Linked DNA regions of Homo sapiens: region 1 is linked to region 2. Evidence: chromatin loops called from intact Hi-C (ENCODE). Cell type or tissue: heart right ventricle. All regions are shown on one strand. Links, peaks and the distances in the headings refer to the core of each region. The heading gives the core; the rest is flanking DNA. Region 1 overlaps LOC102724382 (a long non-coding RNA gene). Region 2 overlaps CNST (consortin, connexin sorting protein).

Region 1 (8,330 bases), core at 255-8,254, 49 kb before region 2:
TCATCCAGACCCAGGCTTGCCACGAGACATACCTTTAGGCTGCCTGGCATGTATTAATATTCCAGGAAACGGTGCGTTATGCTGGGTTTGGGCCTTTTTTCATTCTATTTCATATACATCTGGCACATATACAAATGTAAATGTCATTTCCATAATAGTTCTTATTGAGCCAGGTGCAGTGGCTTATGCCAGTAATTCCAGCACTTTGAGAGGCCAAGGTGGGAGAATTACTTGAGCCCAGGAGTTTGAGACCAGCCTGAGCAACATGGTGAAACCCCATCTCTACAAAAATAAATAAATTAGCCAGACGTGGTGGCAGGCACCTGCGGTCCCAGCTACTCAGGAGGCTAAGGTGGGAAGATTGATTGAGCCCAGGAGTTTGAGGTTGCAGTGAGCCCAGGAGTTTGAGTGCCGTGATGGCGCCACGGCACCCCAGCCTGGGCGACGACAAGACCCTGTCTCAAACCACCCCCAACCAAAAAAACCCCAAAATAGTTGTTATTCTTTTTTTCCTATATTTTCTGTGAACCCAATAGCAGTGGTTTATGCAATATCTTTCCTAAGTCCTAGTAAGAACAAAACTCCCACAAATTACTGCAAACTAGAACATTTCAAATAAATATTCTATAATAACAAAAATGATACAAGTTGGCCAGACGCCGTGGTTCACGCCTGTAATCCCAGCACTTTGGAGGCCGAGGCAGGCAGATCACCTGAGCTCAGGAGTTCGAGACAAGCCTGGCCAACACGGCAAAACCCCATATCTACTAAAACAAAACAAAACAAAACAAAACAAATACAAAAAATCAACTGGGCGTGGTGGCGCACGCCTGTAGTCCCAGCTACTCAGGAGGCTGAGGCAGGAGAATCACTTGAGCCTGGGAAGTAGAGGTTGCAGTGAGCCGAGATTGTGTCACTGCACTCCAGCCTCGGTGACAAAGTGAGACCCTGTCTCAAAAAAAAAAAAAAAAAAGATACAACTCATAAAACAAAATGATAAATACATTGGCACACACTGTGTCACATAGTAAGGGCTGGATTCCTAAGTTAATGAAGATTATTTAGTTGTCATCTTTATGAACATAAAACATTTCATATAAAAAGGAAATATCTCATTTAATTATCAAACAACCTGTAGGATGGGCACTCCGACCCCTGTTTTTCGCGTCTGAGGCCCGTGCACTGTCCTTCCTCGCTTTGTGTTTCGTTTCCAGGGCCTCTTACCAAGGTGTCTCTCTGGTCCTCGCTGTGAGGTGGGTCTTGGTTTCTCCGGACTGAATACTTCCTTCAGGAAGGGAACTTGTGGGGTCACTAGATGGCGCTCTCCGGCTCCTCTTGCCCGAAGGCGGCGTATTTTGATTGGCTTGTGTACTTCCCGGATCAAAGCACCTCTGGGCATTTTCATAACGACTCTTCTTACTGTTTGGGCTATAAATAGCCAGTGACTCTGCTCCACACAGCGTCCCCAGCCTAAGCCCTGCTTGAAGCCCTGTTTGTCTCCCTCAGGAGACCGAGCCCATCTGTTTCACTCTCTTCCTGAGATCATTCTCAGAAGTAGATTAAGCATGTTTCTTTTTCTCTTTTTAATTTAAACTCTACTTATTCATTTTGTAGAGATGGGGGTCTCACTATGTTGCCCAGGCTGGTCTCAAACTCCTAAACTCAAGTAATCCTCCCACTTCGGCTCCCAAAGTGCAGGGATTAGAGGCGTGAGCCACCCCGCCCGGCCACCTAAGCGGTTTTTAGCCCAGCAGCAGAAACATCTAGCAAATAGGAGCCCCACTAGCCACTCCCTCATTAGAAGATGTAAGGGGCATCTATGGGACATAATCCAATATAGGCACAGAGAACCACAGTTGCTGTTTTTCCTTCGGTTGCTCCTCCCTGGATGGGCCATACAGAATTCTGTCTCCTATAGCAGGAGGCTCACAGGCACCCCGTGGGAGGGAGATCTTCTAGCATGCAGAACACCATTTGACACTTACTAACAGGTGGCAATGGATGTTGATATGAAAGAGGTTGGTTTGCCTTCGTGGTGCTCCTCCCTGAGGTATCTGTGGGTCCAAGGCAAATGAAACACAGAAGGCTGTGGGAGGGAAGCTGGGAGAGTGGAGACTGAATGAGTGGGAAAGGAAGATGGGGTTTCCTGGTGCCCACCCTTGGTGGTCTAAGCACAGGTGAAGGGTTACCTAAGGAATCAGTAAAGAAATATTTGCAGCCGGCGCGGTGGCTCACGCCTGTAATCCCAGCACATTGGGAGGCCGAGGCAGGAGGATCACTCGAGGCAAGAAGTTTGAGACCAGCCTGGCCAACGTGGTGAAACCCCGTCTCTACAAAAAATACAAAATTTAGCCGGGCATGGTGGCACACGCTTGTAATTCCAGCTACTCAGGAGGCTGAGGCAGGAGAATTGCCTGAACCCAGGAGGCAGAGGATGCAGTGAGCCAAGATCATGCCTGGGTGACAGAGCAAGAGTCCGTCTCAAAAAAAGGAAGAAAGAAAGAAATGTTTGCACCATCATCTAGCCCTTTGGGTAAGAATGAGTTCTGAACACCCAGCAGGAGCATCATGTAGGTAGGCACAGTGACGAGTGGGACTGCCATCCTCCTTGGCTCACACAATTCTACCAGACCGGTTTACTGCAACGTCCTCTGTCTCCCCAGGAATGCACGCTAGAATCAAGGCAGGGAAACTGATGTTCAGTGGGAATATCTGGGTAAGCACTATCAAACACATTTACTAGCTCTCTTGAGACCAAAGCCATCCAAATTAGACTGCTGATATCTATTTGTTTACAGGAATTAAATAAGGATAAGAGAGCCAGGCATGGTGGCAGTGCCTGTGGTCCCAGGTACTCAGGAGGCTGAGGCGGGAGGATCACATAGGCCAGGAGCTCGAGGCTGCAGTGATTGTACCAGCGCACTGCAGCCTGGGGGACAGAGCGAGACCTCATCTCTCTCTCTCTTTTTTTTTTTTTTTTCAGATGGAGTCTCTCTGTCACCCAGGTTGGAGTGCAGTGGCGTGATCTCGGTTCACTGCAACCTCTGCCTCCTGGGTTCAAGCGATTCTCCTGCCTTAGCCTCCCGAGTAGTTGGGACTACAGGTGTGCACCACCACGCCCGGCTAATTTTTGTATTTTTAGTAGAAATGGGGTTTCACCATACTGGCCAGGCTGGTCTCCAACTCCTGACCTTGTGATCCGTCCACCTCAGCCTCCCAAAGTGCTGGGATTACAGGCATGAGCCATGGCGCCCGGCCGACCTCATCTCTTAAAAAAAAAAAAAAAAGAAAGATTTAAACCAACAACAAAAAACCCCTAACAAACATGTGATAGTTGGATTGCGAATACCGATTGGATTAGGGTGTGGCTGAGAAAACCTTGACCCAGCAGGGGCAGAAAGAAGGCACTGCCTTCGGGGCTGGATCAGAGAGGTGCTTTCCCGAGCGGCTTCCTGAGCTGCTCAGCGTTCTGGAGAGAAGGTGGCTTATTTCTGCCCCTTCCCCTGCGGCCGCTGGGCCACGCTCTGGAGGCCGGAGCCCTCCGTGTGCGCCTCTGCTCTGACTCCCGAGGGATGTCGGGCAGCTGAAGCCAGGCAGGGCTCCCGGGTGTGTGACTGTGGTTGTGAGAGTGTCCTCATGCCACATGACAGCGTGGGAAAGGGGCTTGTCTGTTCCTGTAAGGGCACCAAGGCTTCCTGGTTGTATCATTTCCCTTTGGATTTTTGACAGGATCCTTCCCATTCCCAGTGGATTCGGGAAAATCCTTTCGGGCCACTGGTCAGCATTCTTTTCCTCCAGCGAGCTGGGGCACCTCCATAAAGCTGACAGGCAAGGCGCAGGGCCCTCCTCACCACACACACACAGACACACACACACACACACACACACACACACACACGCCTACACACACACACACACACACACACACACACACACACACACACGCCTTTCAGTCACCGCAGGGCAGGGCCCCTGCGCCCAGCATGATGCTGTTCCTTTTGGAAACCACGAGGTGGCGCTGCTGAGACAAGGTCAAAGGTGAGGCTCGTTCCCCTGCGCTGCGAGCAAGAGGCGGCGCCCCTGGTCTGAGTCCTCAGCAGGATCCTGTCCTGGCTGCCGGTGCTGTGGCTTATTCATTGATTTTCCCATCACTTCAGCAAACATTGACTGAGTGCTACCAGGAGCCAAGAAATGGACAATGATCCATGTTCATTGCTATAGTACCTGAACACTTAAAAACACGCTCCCGGGCGGGTGACGCACGCCTGTAATCCCAGCTACTGAGACCTACTGAGGAGGCTGAGGCAGGAGAATCGCTTCAACCCGGGAGGTGGAGGCTGCAGTGAGCCGAGATCGCGCCACTGCACTCCAGCCTGGGCGACAGAGCGAGACTCTATCTCAAAGCAAAACAAAATAAGACAAAAACAAAACCAAGAAAACACGTTTTCAGGAGCTCCCAGGTCCCCAAGTGGAGCTGGAGAGGCTGCGACAGCCCAGGTCTTGAGGAACAGGTGGGTTTTGTAGGTGAGCTTGAATATAGGGGGCGCGGGTGCAGAGGGAGCCTGGCAGGTGTGGGGCAGCCAAGCCAAGGCAAATGGGTGTGACTGACAGTGAGGAGGCTAGACTAGAAAAAGCCTCTCTGGAGGCCTCAGTTTCTTTATCTGTCAAATGAGCTCCAGAGACTCAATGCAGCACTGCCAGGTCCCTCGCCTGGTAGAAGGAAGGGTACCCATGACAGGCTGTAAGAGGCATCCTCGATCATGAGATCATGAGATGGACAGGCCTGCACCCAAACCCCAGCTCAGCCCGCTACTATTTCCGTGCCTCTGACAAGTCCCTTACCTCGCTGACCTCCTGCTTCCTCTTGTAGAAAATGAGATTGATGGGCTGGGCATGGTGGCTTATGTCTGTCATCCCAGCACTTTGAGACACTGAGGCAGGAGAATCCCTCAAGGCCAGGAGTCTGAGACCAGCTTGGGCAATACAGTGAGACCCCATCTCTATGAAAAAATTTTGAAAAATTAGCCGGGCGTGGTGGTGCACACCTGTGGTCCCAAGTACTCGGGAGGCTGAGGTGGGAGGATCGCTTAAGCCCAGGAGTTCACAGCTGCAGTAAGCTATGATTGCACCACTGCACTCCAGTCTGGGCAACAGAGAAAGACCCTGTCTCAAAAAAACAAAACAAAACAAAACAACAACAACAAAAAGAAAGAAAATAAAACAAAATTGATGATACTTGCTTTGATTTGGGAGAATGTATTCTGGCAGGGTTTCAGAGCCAGGAGGCTGTGCTCAAGTTCCGACTCAGCCACTTAGTAATTGTGTGTCCTTGGGAAGTCACTGAACCTCGCTGAGTCAGAGTTTCTTCATGCCTTACATGACTACACCCAGTCTACCTTATAGAATTAATGAAAACTTAAATAAGGTGGTGTTTCCAATCCAGGAGCTAGAGCATAACGGGTGCTGAGTTATTACTTTTCCCTCTTAACTCATGTAGCACTTGCTACCAGAAGTAGAGTTCAGCAATGCGTCCTGCCTTGATTTGCTGATTAATGTTATGTTTGTTGGCCTTGTCTCCGCAACAAGATTTTAAACTTCATAAGGTCATGGACCATGTTGCCGAGCACCATGCCCAGCACACAGTAAGCATGGAATATACAGTCTCCAGCCAAGCACCATGCCCAGCACATGGTAAGCACGGAATATACAGTCTCCAGCCGAGCACCAAGGGCAGTTCACTGATATCGGGGGAACCCACCCACAATATATCAATGTAGGTTCTTTCTATTTTCTATAAGTGTCAGACTGCTGAGAAATAAAGAGAAAGAGTACAAAGAGAGGAATTTTATAGCTGGGCCGCTGGGGGTGATATCACATATCACCGTGATGCCCACCTGAGCCTCAAACCAGCAAGTTTTTTATTAAGGGTTTCAAAAGGGGAAGGGGTGTAAGAACAGAGAGTAGGTACAAAGATCACATGCTTCAAAGGGCAAAAAGCAGAACAAAGATCACATGCTTCTGAGGGAACAGGACAAAAGGCAAAGCAGAACTACTGATAAGGGTCCAACAAAGATCCCAAGGCAAAGGGCAAAAGCAGAACTACTGTTAAGGGTCTATATTCAGCGATGCATGTATTGTCTTGATAAACATCTTAAACAACAGAAAACAGGGTTCGAGAGCAGAGAACCAGTCCGACCACAAATTTACCAGGGCGGAGTTTTTCCCCACCCTAATAAGCCTGAGGGTACTGCAGGAGACCAGGGTATATATCTCAGTCCTTTCCTCAACCGCATAAGGCAGACATTCCCAGAGCAGCCGTTTATAGACCTCCCCCCAGGAATGCGTTCCTTTCCCAGGGTATTAATGTTAACATTCTTTGCTAGGAAAAGAATTTAGTGATATCTCTCCTACTTGCAAGAAGAAAAATATGGCTCTTTTTTGCCCGACACTGCAGGCAGTCAGACCTTATGATTGTCTTCCCTTGTTCCCTAAAAATCACTGTTATTCTGTTCTTTTTCAAGGTGCACTGATTTCATATTTGTTCAAACACATGTTTTACAATCAATTTGTACAGTTAACACAGTTATCACAGTGGTCCTGTGGTGATGTACATCCTCAGCTTACAAAGATAATAGGATTAAGAGATTAAAGTAAAGGCAGGCATAAGAAATTATAAAAGTATTATTTGGGAACTGATAAATGTCCATGAAATCTTCACAATTCATGTTCCTCTGCTGCGGCTCCAGCCGGTCCCTCCGTTCGGAGTCCCGGACTTCCCACAACAACTCAGACTATGGCACTTTCTAGTTTTCTCTTAGAGACAGGGTCTTGCTCTGTCACTCACGCTGGAGTGCAGTGGTATGATCACAGCTCACTGAAGCCTTGACCTCCCAGGCTCAAGTGATACTTCCACCTCAACCTCCCAAGTAGCTAGGACTACGGGTGTGCACCATGGCACCTGGCTAATTTTTTAATTTTTGGTAGGGGCAGGGTCTTGCTATATTGCCCAGACTTGTCTCCAATTCCTGGCCTCAAGTGATCCTTTCACCTCGGCCTCCCAAAGTGCTGGGATTACAGGTGTGAGTCACCATGGGCAATAGCATTTTCACTGATCCAAACAGTATTTGAGGAGATGCTATATTCAGGCTTATACATTCTAGAACTTTTCCTTTTCAAGATTTAAACTTCCTGTATAACAATGTCCTATATCTTGTGGCTGCTAATAACTGGAATAATAATAGCTAACTTTATTGAATGTTTACTGTGTGCTTTATACACATGATCTCATTTAATCTTCATAACAACCTGACGAGGTGATTTATTATTATTCCCACTTTACAGATGAGAAAACTGAGGCTCAGGAAAGTTAAGTAACAAGTGAAGTTTCCACAGCTAGTACTGTAAGTGGGAGAACTGAGATTTAAGTCCAGGTCTTTCTGATACTGGAGTTCTTGCCTGTGAGCACTCTGCAATACTGCCTCCAAAGTAATGACATGCATGCAAGCACCAGGCACATAATAGGTACTCAATAAAAGTTGGCTCTCTTCCTTCAATCAAGAAGTGTATCAAAGGCTGGGCAAGGTGGCTCACACCTGTAATCTAACACTTTGGAAGGCCAAGGAGGAAGGATTGTTTGAGCCCAGGAGTCTGAAACCAGCTGGGCAACATAGTGAGACCTCATCTCTACAAAATATAGAAAAAATTAGCCAAGTGTTGGTGGCACACACCTGTAATCCCAGCTACTTGGGAGGCTGAGGTAGGAGGATCACCTGAGCCCAGGAGGCCGAGGTTGCAGTGAGCTGTGTTTGCACCATTGTACTCCATCCTGAGTGACAGAGTGAGACCCTGAAGCAAGCAAGCAAGCAAACAAGCAAGCAAGAAAGAGAAGGAAGGAAGGGAGGGAGGGAGGGAGGGAAGGAGGGAGGAAGGGAGGGAGGGAGGGAGGGAGTAAGGGAGGGAGGGAGGGAGGGAGGGAGTAAGGGAGGGAGGGAGGGAGGAAGGGAGGGAGGGAGGGAGGGAGGGAGGAAGGAAGGGAGGGAGGGAGGGAAGGAGGAAGGAAGGGAGGGAGGGAGGAAGGGAGGGAGGGAGGGAGGGAGGAAGGGAGGGAGGGAAAAGAAGGGAGTCTAGGATGAAGTGGGCACCTAAGCAGGTGAATAGGATAGGTAAAATCTCATCCCTGCCCTCAGGCGGTAGACACTCTCCAGTCATAAGCTCTAATGTGCTGTAGAAAAGCCTCAGGTTCTCAGGGGTTTTCCAGCTGAGCATCTGGAAGGCCGCAGTGCAGTTCTGTGTCCAAGCACTGCAGAGCCTCATGCAACAGTCTCATCACT
Region 2 (8,330 bases), core at 168-8,167:
TTTGAAAAAGCTTTCCAAACCTAGACAAGTTCCCTTTATACATGTCACTATATAAATAGTATAGACATTTTTAGTTCTCTGTGACATTTTATGTAAATTATTTCATTTGATCTGATGAATCCAACTGTTCAAAGCAACACAACAAAACAAGTGCTTGCACTGGGCTGGCAATGATGATCAAAACCAAATTCCACTGGAGCCAAGGCTGGGCAATGCAAAAGTGGCAAGAAAATGAAAGCAGACAGACAAGAGGAAAGGGGAAAGCTGGCAAAGAAAGAACAAACCAGCATGCTCTACCACAAACACAATGGTAGAAAGAGGGAAGTAAGAGAACCTGGGCGGGGAGAAATGATAGGGAGATCTGGGAAAGCGAACAGAGAAGGACCACCTGCGATAGCACAGCAGCGTGGAGGGGTGGAGGGGGCAGACTCATTGCCTCGGGGTTCCTAAGTGCAAGAAAAATGTTGTTCATAATTACTTGGTTATTAAGAGATCATGTTCTATATCCTCTAATCACAAACGGAAGGAAGCATAAAAAAAAATTTCAAAAACAATTCCAGTAAAATCAGCCAAGTGTGACAGCAGAGATCCCCCAAAAGGCCAACAACATCATCTGATTTCTCATTGTATCCTCAGCACCAAACACAGGGAAGACTCTTAATAAAATTTTACTGAAAGCACAAACAGAAAAAGTGTTTGAAGGCCAAGCATGGTAGCTCAAGCCTGTAATCCCAGCACTTTGGTAGGCCGAGGTAGGTGGATTACTTGAGGCCAGGAGTTGAAGACCAGCCTGGCCAACATGGTGAAACCCCATCTCTACTAAAAATATAAAAAGTAGCAGGGCATGGTGGTGCATGCCTGTAGTCCCAGCTACTCGACAGACTGAGGCACGAGTATTGCTTGAACCCAGGAGATGGAGGTTGCAGTGAGCTGAGATCGTGCCGCTGCACTCCAGCCTGGGCGACAGAGTGAGACTCTGTATCAAAAAAAAAAAAAAAAAAAGTTTGAATTAAAATTTTATATGTTCAAATCTAAAAGAAATTTTTAAAATAAAAATCCTAAGTTTGCACTTATAAGCAAACCCACAATTGCCTGGATATTTTACTTGGTCCAAAACCTCATTGTTAAGGTATTAGAAAATATTAAGTATTAGTGATTTTTAGCATTGAAACTTTAAAAACTCCTTTCCTGACAGAGTTAGGCAGACTTTGTTAAACCATGCTTTTCAGAATAGCGAGGGTAGTAAGTATTCAGAAAGCAAATGTTTAACAATCTGCTTGGCATTGTCATAGGAAAGTAAATTAGTTTTGTAAGTCATGTATATGTAGCTTTTGGGGTTCTTAAAATAGCTTAACTTAATAGATCAATATAATCTTAGGAAAGGAGACCATTATGTATTAACTTAATAGAAAAGACAACTTTAAACACATGTAATTTCCACTGTTAGCTGTTACCCAGCAGAAGTGACATTGTGTTTTGAGTCTGAGGAGGGAATATTCCATTTAATTGTAATACGCAACATTAATTTAACAATCTGCCACCTTAAAATATTTTTTCCCCAATATAAACAACTCTTTAATTTCTTAGAAATAGGATGACTCAGTTGAGAACAATTTTAAATTTAGTGATGTGGGGAAAAATAATTTGGGAAAGGGATGTTGATCAATTGTAGGCTTTGGAAATACATGTCAATAGATGACTGAAATATACAGGAGAAATGCTACAGACCTTTGATACATCCACGACAAGACCCTTGTGCATCTTCAACACAGCTGAGTAGGGAGGAGGTTGAAGATAAAGGTTACCAAAACTCAAAGAATTGCTCTGGAGGGGACATCTGGCAAACTAGATGATAGAAATTTATCCAGCCGAACAGCTTTCAGGCAGAAGCAAAAATTGAAATTCCAAAAGTTCCTATTATCCTCCCAAATATGAGTTACTGGGGAAAGATAGTTCTAAAAAGGCACACCATATGATTATCAGTGTGTAACTAGTCAAATGTTGAAATAGAGGAAAACGTTTTATAAGGTGGGCAAGACAACAGGAGCTCTCTGCTTCTTCTTCACAGTTTATACCTAAAAAGGTAAAATTAGACCACATGGGTTCTCCCTTTATGGTCAACTTGATTGTTGGCATGAGAAAGGACAGTCAGACAATGGTAACTTTTTGGTATTACAGCTAAGATTTGAATATGGGTATAAGCTTTGTGTTGTTAACTTCCTGTACCAGAGATTTAGTTAAAATGTACAAGAGAATGAATACCGGATTAAGTGCTATACCATTAGCTCTAATTTTTTAAAAAACTATTTTTAACATTGTGGAAAAATATATATCACATGAAACTGCCATTTTAACTCTTTGTAAGTATACAATTCAGTGGCATTCATTGCAATCAAAACGTGTACCATCACCACCATCTATTTCCAACATTTTTCATTGCCCCAAATGGAAATTCTGTGCCCATTAAGCAATATTAAATAATTTTGTTAAGCAAAAACTACGAAAAAAAAAAAAAAACAAAACAACAGTCTGTAGAGAATTAACTGCAAATGGCAACCAAGCTGTCTGGTTAAAATAAGAGAATGAATAGTAAGCCAAGTGCTTTACTATTCTATCTAATTTTGGCAAGAAAAAAATTAAAAAGAAAAGTCATTGTTTATAGAGAATTGACTATAAATGGCAATAAAGGGAGCTAGTAATATAGCAGCTATAATTACCTTAGACAGCTTTTCAGTCTTCTGTTTTCACATATATTTTACTGTCTACTTTGGCTTTGTTACTTTTTCATTTTCCCCCTTATTTTTTCAATGATAATGCTGATTTAGAACACAATGAGTACAAATGGGACTTAAAAGTGAACTTGGGGGGAAAAATGGTGAAGAAAAGGAAAGGCAGCTAGTATCCTAATTTTCAGAGAAGAAAACAGGCTTACAGAGGTAAAAGGTAACTCCAAGAAGCTGTTAACTACCTGGTGGGATTGTACTGGAACTAAGGCAATCGAATTCTGCTCTACCACACCAGGCCGCCTTCGTGAGTGTGCTGTAGTTTGGATATGGCTTTTATCTTTTCTTTTTCCAAACTTTTTTTTTGTATTATCAAACAATGAAAAATGGTAATTTTTCCTTAATCTCTTTTTTCAACTTAATATAAGGTTAAAAATTAATCTAGTACCTCTTATATTTTAAAATGTTCCCTCTATTCTTTAGACTATTTTAAAAGACTTAAAAAATATATTAACAAGAGGAAGAAACAGTAAGTACATATCATATTTTATCTGCTAGATGTATGAGAAGAAAAATGAGACTTCCTTATTAGAATGTGACTATTCTGGTTTTGATTCCAATATCTGGAACTGCCACATAACAGTCAGGACTATAAAAAATGGATATATACAATAACGCTCACTCTAGCTGGAGGCATGCAATAGAACATCTTGTAGTATGAACATTGCAATGATTAAAAGTCATTTTATTCAATACATACAAATGTAAAAACTACTAATAATTAAAAGCTTACGTTAACTAGAATTTTCCCTCATGTTTGAGACAAGGGAAAACTTACAAAAACAAGGCAATATTTAATACATATATATGTTTTTTAAATGCCATTTTACTTTTAATTGTACTTCATCTCTGATTTACCTCTGCAATCTCTATCCTTTTGGCAAGATCATCAAGAGAAAGACAGCTCTCATCAGAAGGCAGATTCTCCTGGAGACTATAGGATGCTTCTTCAGGAGAGAGATCTTGAAGGAGATCGGAGTCGTCGTCTTGGTTATCTTCATAGGAAAGGGAATCTTCAGTATCTTTTAAACATCCTTCTAAAAGGCTGTTCAAATAGTCTTCTGTTTCTTTGTTGAGTTGGTCGTCTTTATCTCCCTTTTCCTCTGGGGCCATACACACCTCTGGAAGCAGTATGCCTAAGTCAGATATTTGATTATTTCCACAGAGCACATTCTCAGAACCGTCTGAGTCAGCCTGCGCCTGTGGTGATTTTCCATCACTGTCTGTAAGATCAGGCTGCTGCAGCTCATTTAATTCATTGTTCTCAAGTTGGTCTGTGGGCAACGCCTCAGAAGCATCCCGAAGTGGCAAACGGAGTTCTTTCCTCTGAGCCTGTGAATATTTACCCTCAGAAATCAATGCAGGAGGTATACGGTCACAGCCTGGTGAAATCAACGGCTCTGTCTTTGACTTGCTGGAAAGAAACACCTTAGGGTCTTCAGCAATGCCCTCTATTCTGGCCACATCCTGGCAGGCCTCTGTTTGAGCCAGCTGCAAGCGACTGTCATCCTCACAAGCATCCTCAGAAGAGTCTGGCCCAGACGGGCTCCCTGCTGTCTCGGAGGACTGGGTGTGGAGCGCTAACGTGGCTTCAGCGCTGCAGAGCAGCTCCTCCATGTGGTCCTTTCCTGCAGTTACCGAAAGGCTTGGGGAATCTGTTTGCACGTCCATCTGATGACAGCAGGGACTGCTCCCCAGGGGCTCCACTGTATGTTGGCTTTCTTTACTTGACTCTGTGCCGAGACAAGTTTTACTCTCTAAAGATGAAGAAAAATAAATTGTTAAAAATTCAAAACAACACTTTGTATAGGAAGGAAAAGAAGGGACATATGAATATGTGTAATACAGCAATATTCTAACCCTTTCAAATGGAAATTCTGTCTGTTGCATAATAGTGTCTTTAGGTAGAGGAAATACCCAAAATATTTAGTAAAGAATCCTTATACATAACAGGGATTATTCAAAAGCATGTGAATATGAATAAATCACTTAGTCCTCATTAAAATCAACAAAGTCATTTTCAAAGGTTTAAAAGATATTCTGAACTTTATTAAACTTTTACATTAAAATGAAGTTACAAAAATTATTTTCAGCACATTTAAGGCATGGTGTATGGGGCCAGGCACAGTGGCTCACGCCTGTAGTCCCAGCACTTTGGGAGGCCGAGGTGGGCGGATCACCTGAGGTCGGGAATTCGAAACCAGCCTGACCAACATGGAGAAACCCCGTCTCTATTAAAAACACAAAATTAGCTGGGCGTGGTGGCACATGCCTGTAATCCCAGCTACTCGGGAGGCTGAGGCAAGAGAATTGCTTGAACCCGGGAGGCGGAGGCTGCGGTTACCTGAGATCACGCCATTGCACTCCAGCCTGGGCAACAAGAGCAAAACTCCATCTCAAAAACAAACAAACAAAAAAAGACATGGTGTATTAAGTAAATATTTTTACATGATGAACCTCAGTAACACATTCATCATTTTAAATGTAAGAAAAGTAGTACTGGTCTGGTTTACTAAGATTAAAGGAACAAACTCGGTTCTCTTCAAATTTATAATTTGACCATAATACCACTAATAAATGTGTTTGCAAATTACTTGCAACTTTTTTTTTTTTTTTGAGACGGAGTTTCGCTCTGTCACCCAGGCTGGAGCACAGTGGCGCGATCTCGGCTCACTGCAAGCTCCGCCTCCCGGGTTCACACCATTCTCCTGCCTCAGCCTCCCGAGTAGCTGGGACTACAGGCGCCCGCCACCTTGCCCAGCTAATTTTTGGTATTTTTTAGTAGAGATGGGGTTTCACCGTGTTAGCCAGGATGGTTTAGATCTCCTGACCTCGTGATCTGCCCGCCTCGGCCTCCCAAAGTGCTGGGATTACAGGCGTGAGCCACCACGCCGAGCAACTTCTTAAAGGGAGGTAGCAAAGGGTAGCAATAAAAAGGATAAGTTTTTGCAACAAGTAGAAATGGGTTTGAATTCTGACATCTCTTTCAATTTCTACTTTGAGTAAAACCAACTTATTTTTCCTTCACTTTAAAATGAAACAGTTAAAAACCTCCGTGTGAATAATGAATGAGAAGTGCATGGATGGGTAGGTAACAGAGAAGCTTGCTTATCCTCGCTTTATTGGTACACTTAGCATTCATAACTATTTTAGAAGCTTTAACCTTTTTGGCCGGGCGCGGTGGCTCAAGCCTGTCATCCCAGCACTTTGGGAGGCCGAGGCGGATGGATCACGAGGTCAGGAGATCGAGACCATCCTGTCTAACACGGTGAAACCCCGTCTCTACTAAAAACACAAAAAATTAGCCGGGCGCGGTGGCGGGCGCCTGTAGTCCCAGCTACTCGGGAGGCTGAGGCAGGAGAATGGCGTGAACCCGGGAGGCGGAGCTTGCTGTGAGCCGAGATTGCGCCACTGCACTCCAGCCTGGGCGACAGAGCGAGACTCCATCTCAAAAAAAAAAAAAAAAAAAAAGTTTTAACCTTTTTATACTAATATGTTGTTTAACTTAAATAAATAATGAGCCAAAGGTGAAAATAAAAGAGAAAATATGATGATAATTTTATTCCATTTGTTTATTTACTGATACTTTTTTTTTCTTTCTTTTTCACCCTGGACTCCAAAAACATATTGATACTTTAATACTAATCACCAACTGACAATTGAGGCCCATACCATATCAAGCAAAAGGCATTCCTGAAACATTGCCTGCAGATTTCAGAGCATCTGGTGCTGAGGCTGCCACTCAACTTCGGGCTGCTGAGAGGTAGCTATTCAGTAGAGTTCATAGCACCTCCCCTGACACCCTGACTCAAATATCAGATGCAGATCAGGAGAAGGAAGAAGGGGTCACCTTTGGGAGAATACAGCCTTCCTTCTCTCTCCCCACCCCAAAGAATCACTCAAAGTTTGTAAGGCTGCAAGAAAACAAAGGCACCTTTCACTTCCCTTTGGTTGCCTGCTTTGACACTGGGCTTGCTGTCTGCCCCTCCCTCTGTTAAAATGGGGCAAGGTTAGAGCAATGAGGGCCACATCCAAAGGAAAGGGGGCCAAGCCACTCCTCCATGAATTCCAGGTACCCAAAGGTTCAGAAGATGTCCCTCAAAACATGTCCACAGGACTCAGAGACTAAATAAGATTGGGGACCACAGTCCCACAGGCACTGTGAAAGCACAGGGCAGAGAGAACCCCCACATCAGAGGACTGGGGTGTGTTGCTTCCACCTGAGGGTCAGTTACCTAAAGGCTGCAGTTATCTAGGGGAGCAGCTTGGGAGTAACCTCCTCCGTAGCTGCTCCTGCTGGAGCCACCGCACAACCTGGGTTCAGTCATAATCACCAGTCCAGCTAACTCCAACCAGGAGCAGACAGTGTTCCCAGCCCTGGCAACTGGAGGGCGGAGAAGAGCTTTGAGTACAGTGAGATTTAAATGTGAAAATCAAGTTCAGGATTGAATAGGGCTAAGCTCTAAATAATCAAAATGAGACAATTTTTTTTTTTTTTTTTTTTTTTGGAGACAGAGTCTCGCTCTGTCGCCCAGGCGGAGCGCAGTGGCGCCATCTCAGCTCACTGCAAGCTCCGCCTCCCGGGTTCACGCCATTCTCCTGCCTCAGCCTCTCCAGCAGCTGGGACTACAGGCGCCCGCCACCACGCCCGGCTAATTTTTTTGTATTTTTAGTAGAGACGGGGTTTCACTGTGGTCTCGATCTCCTGACCTCGTGAACCGCCCGCCTCGGCCTCCCAAAGTGCTGGGATTACAGGCATGAGCCATCGCGCCCGGCAAAATGAGACTATTTAATAGCTTATAAGTGACTGAAAAGGTACAGAACAGTCTGAGGTGCCATTCTATGAGTAGGAGATGGGGTGATGGACAGCAGCTATGCCACGAAATACAACCACTTACAGTATGGTATCTAATGAACTGAGATACCACTTAAGTGATAAGTAATAAAGACTATCTGTGGGTACAATGTATTATTTACAAAATAGCCTGAAAATGGTTGCTTCATCCCATTATTTAGAAATACTACAGAAAATAATGGGGAAAAAAACTCCACCATAATTTTGGAAAAGGCAAGAGTTCCAAACTACATTCGGAGAGTCACCCACATTATTGACATTTCTCTTTAAAACACTGTTTGGTGAAACTGGAGCAACATTTCTTTCCCCAGAATTTAGTCCATACTCCCTCATAGGGTTATTCCTGGGACATCTGGATTGTTGAAGCCTTTGATAATCCATACAATGTACTTAGCAGAAGCAGGCTGCGTTCAATTAGAAATGGGAAGACCCAGGTTCTAGCTGCGAATCAAAGCACCAAGCAAGTGACTGAAACTTGGTACCTCAGTTTCCCCATCTGTACCACATGACTCAAAGCAGAGGCCAAGCAGGAGGAGGTGCTGCGCAGCAACCATGCTAAGTAAGTCTCAAACTCAAATGCACAGCCTGTAATAGCACTTTTCCCAAGGTGCTCAACACAGAGACACGTTCACACCCAAACTGGGCAGCTTTGTGATATTTTTCCTCCTTTAAGATTGTTATGAAGCTCATTT

What was found. Hi-C counts contacts between places; a loop is a spot of excess contacts. Peaks named below come from ENCODE experiments on the same cell type or tissue, not always from the same donor. Only the 100,000 strongest peaks of a DNase experiment are listed, where the experiment ranks them.
Region 1: it touches region 2 in a loop (8-fold over the local background); 37 of 110 quality-filtered maps call a loop at or near these places.

What each region holds. Positions count from the first base shown.
Region 1 is chr1:246,692,334-246,700,663 of GRCh38, reverse strand. It overlaps LOC102724382 (a long non-coding RNA gene), which reads right to left. Exons shown (of 3, transcript XR_949364.3): 3 at 8,135-8,330. Among named protein-coding and RNA genes, the nearest start is that of SCCPDH, 28 kb to the left of the region's middle. RefSeq lists an enhancer at 1,184-1,613. In heart right ventricle, for the core only: CTCF peaks have their summits at 1,318 (motif pointing right) and 4,035 (motif pointing right); DNase peaks (open chromatin) are centred at 1,323 and 4,003; H3K4me3 peaks cover 685 bases; H3K27ac peaks cover 2,533 bases.
Region 2 is chr1:246,643,349-246,651,678 of GRCh38, reverse strand. CNST (consortin, connexin sorting protein) reads right to left here. Exons shown (of 11, transcript NM_152609.3): 9 at 3,642-4,540. Among named protein-coding and RNA genes, the nearest start is that of SCCPDH, 77 kb to the left of the region's middle. RefSeq lists an enhancer at 3,418-4,617. In heart right ventricle, for the core only: a CTCF peak has its summit at 4,411; a DNase peak (open chromatin) is centred at 4,398; H3K4me3 peaks cover 4,269 bases; H3K27ac peaks cover 4,704 bases.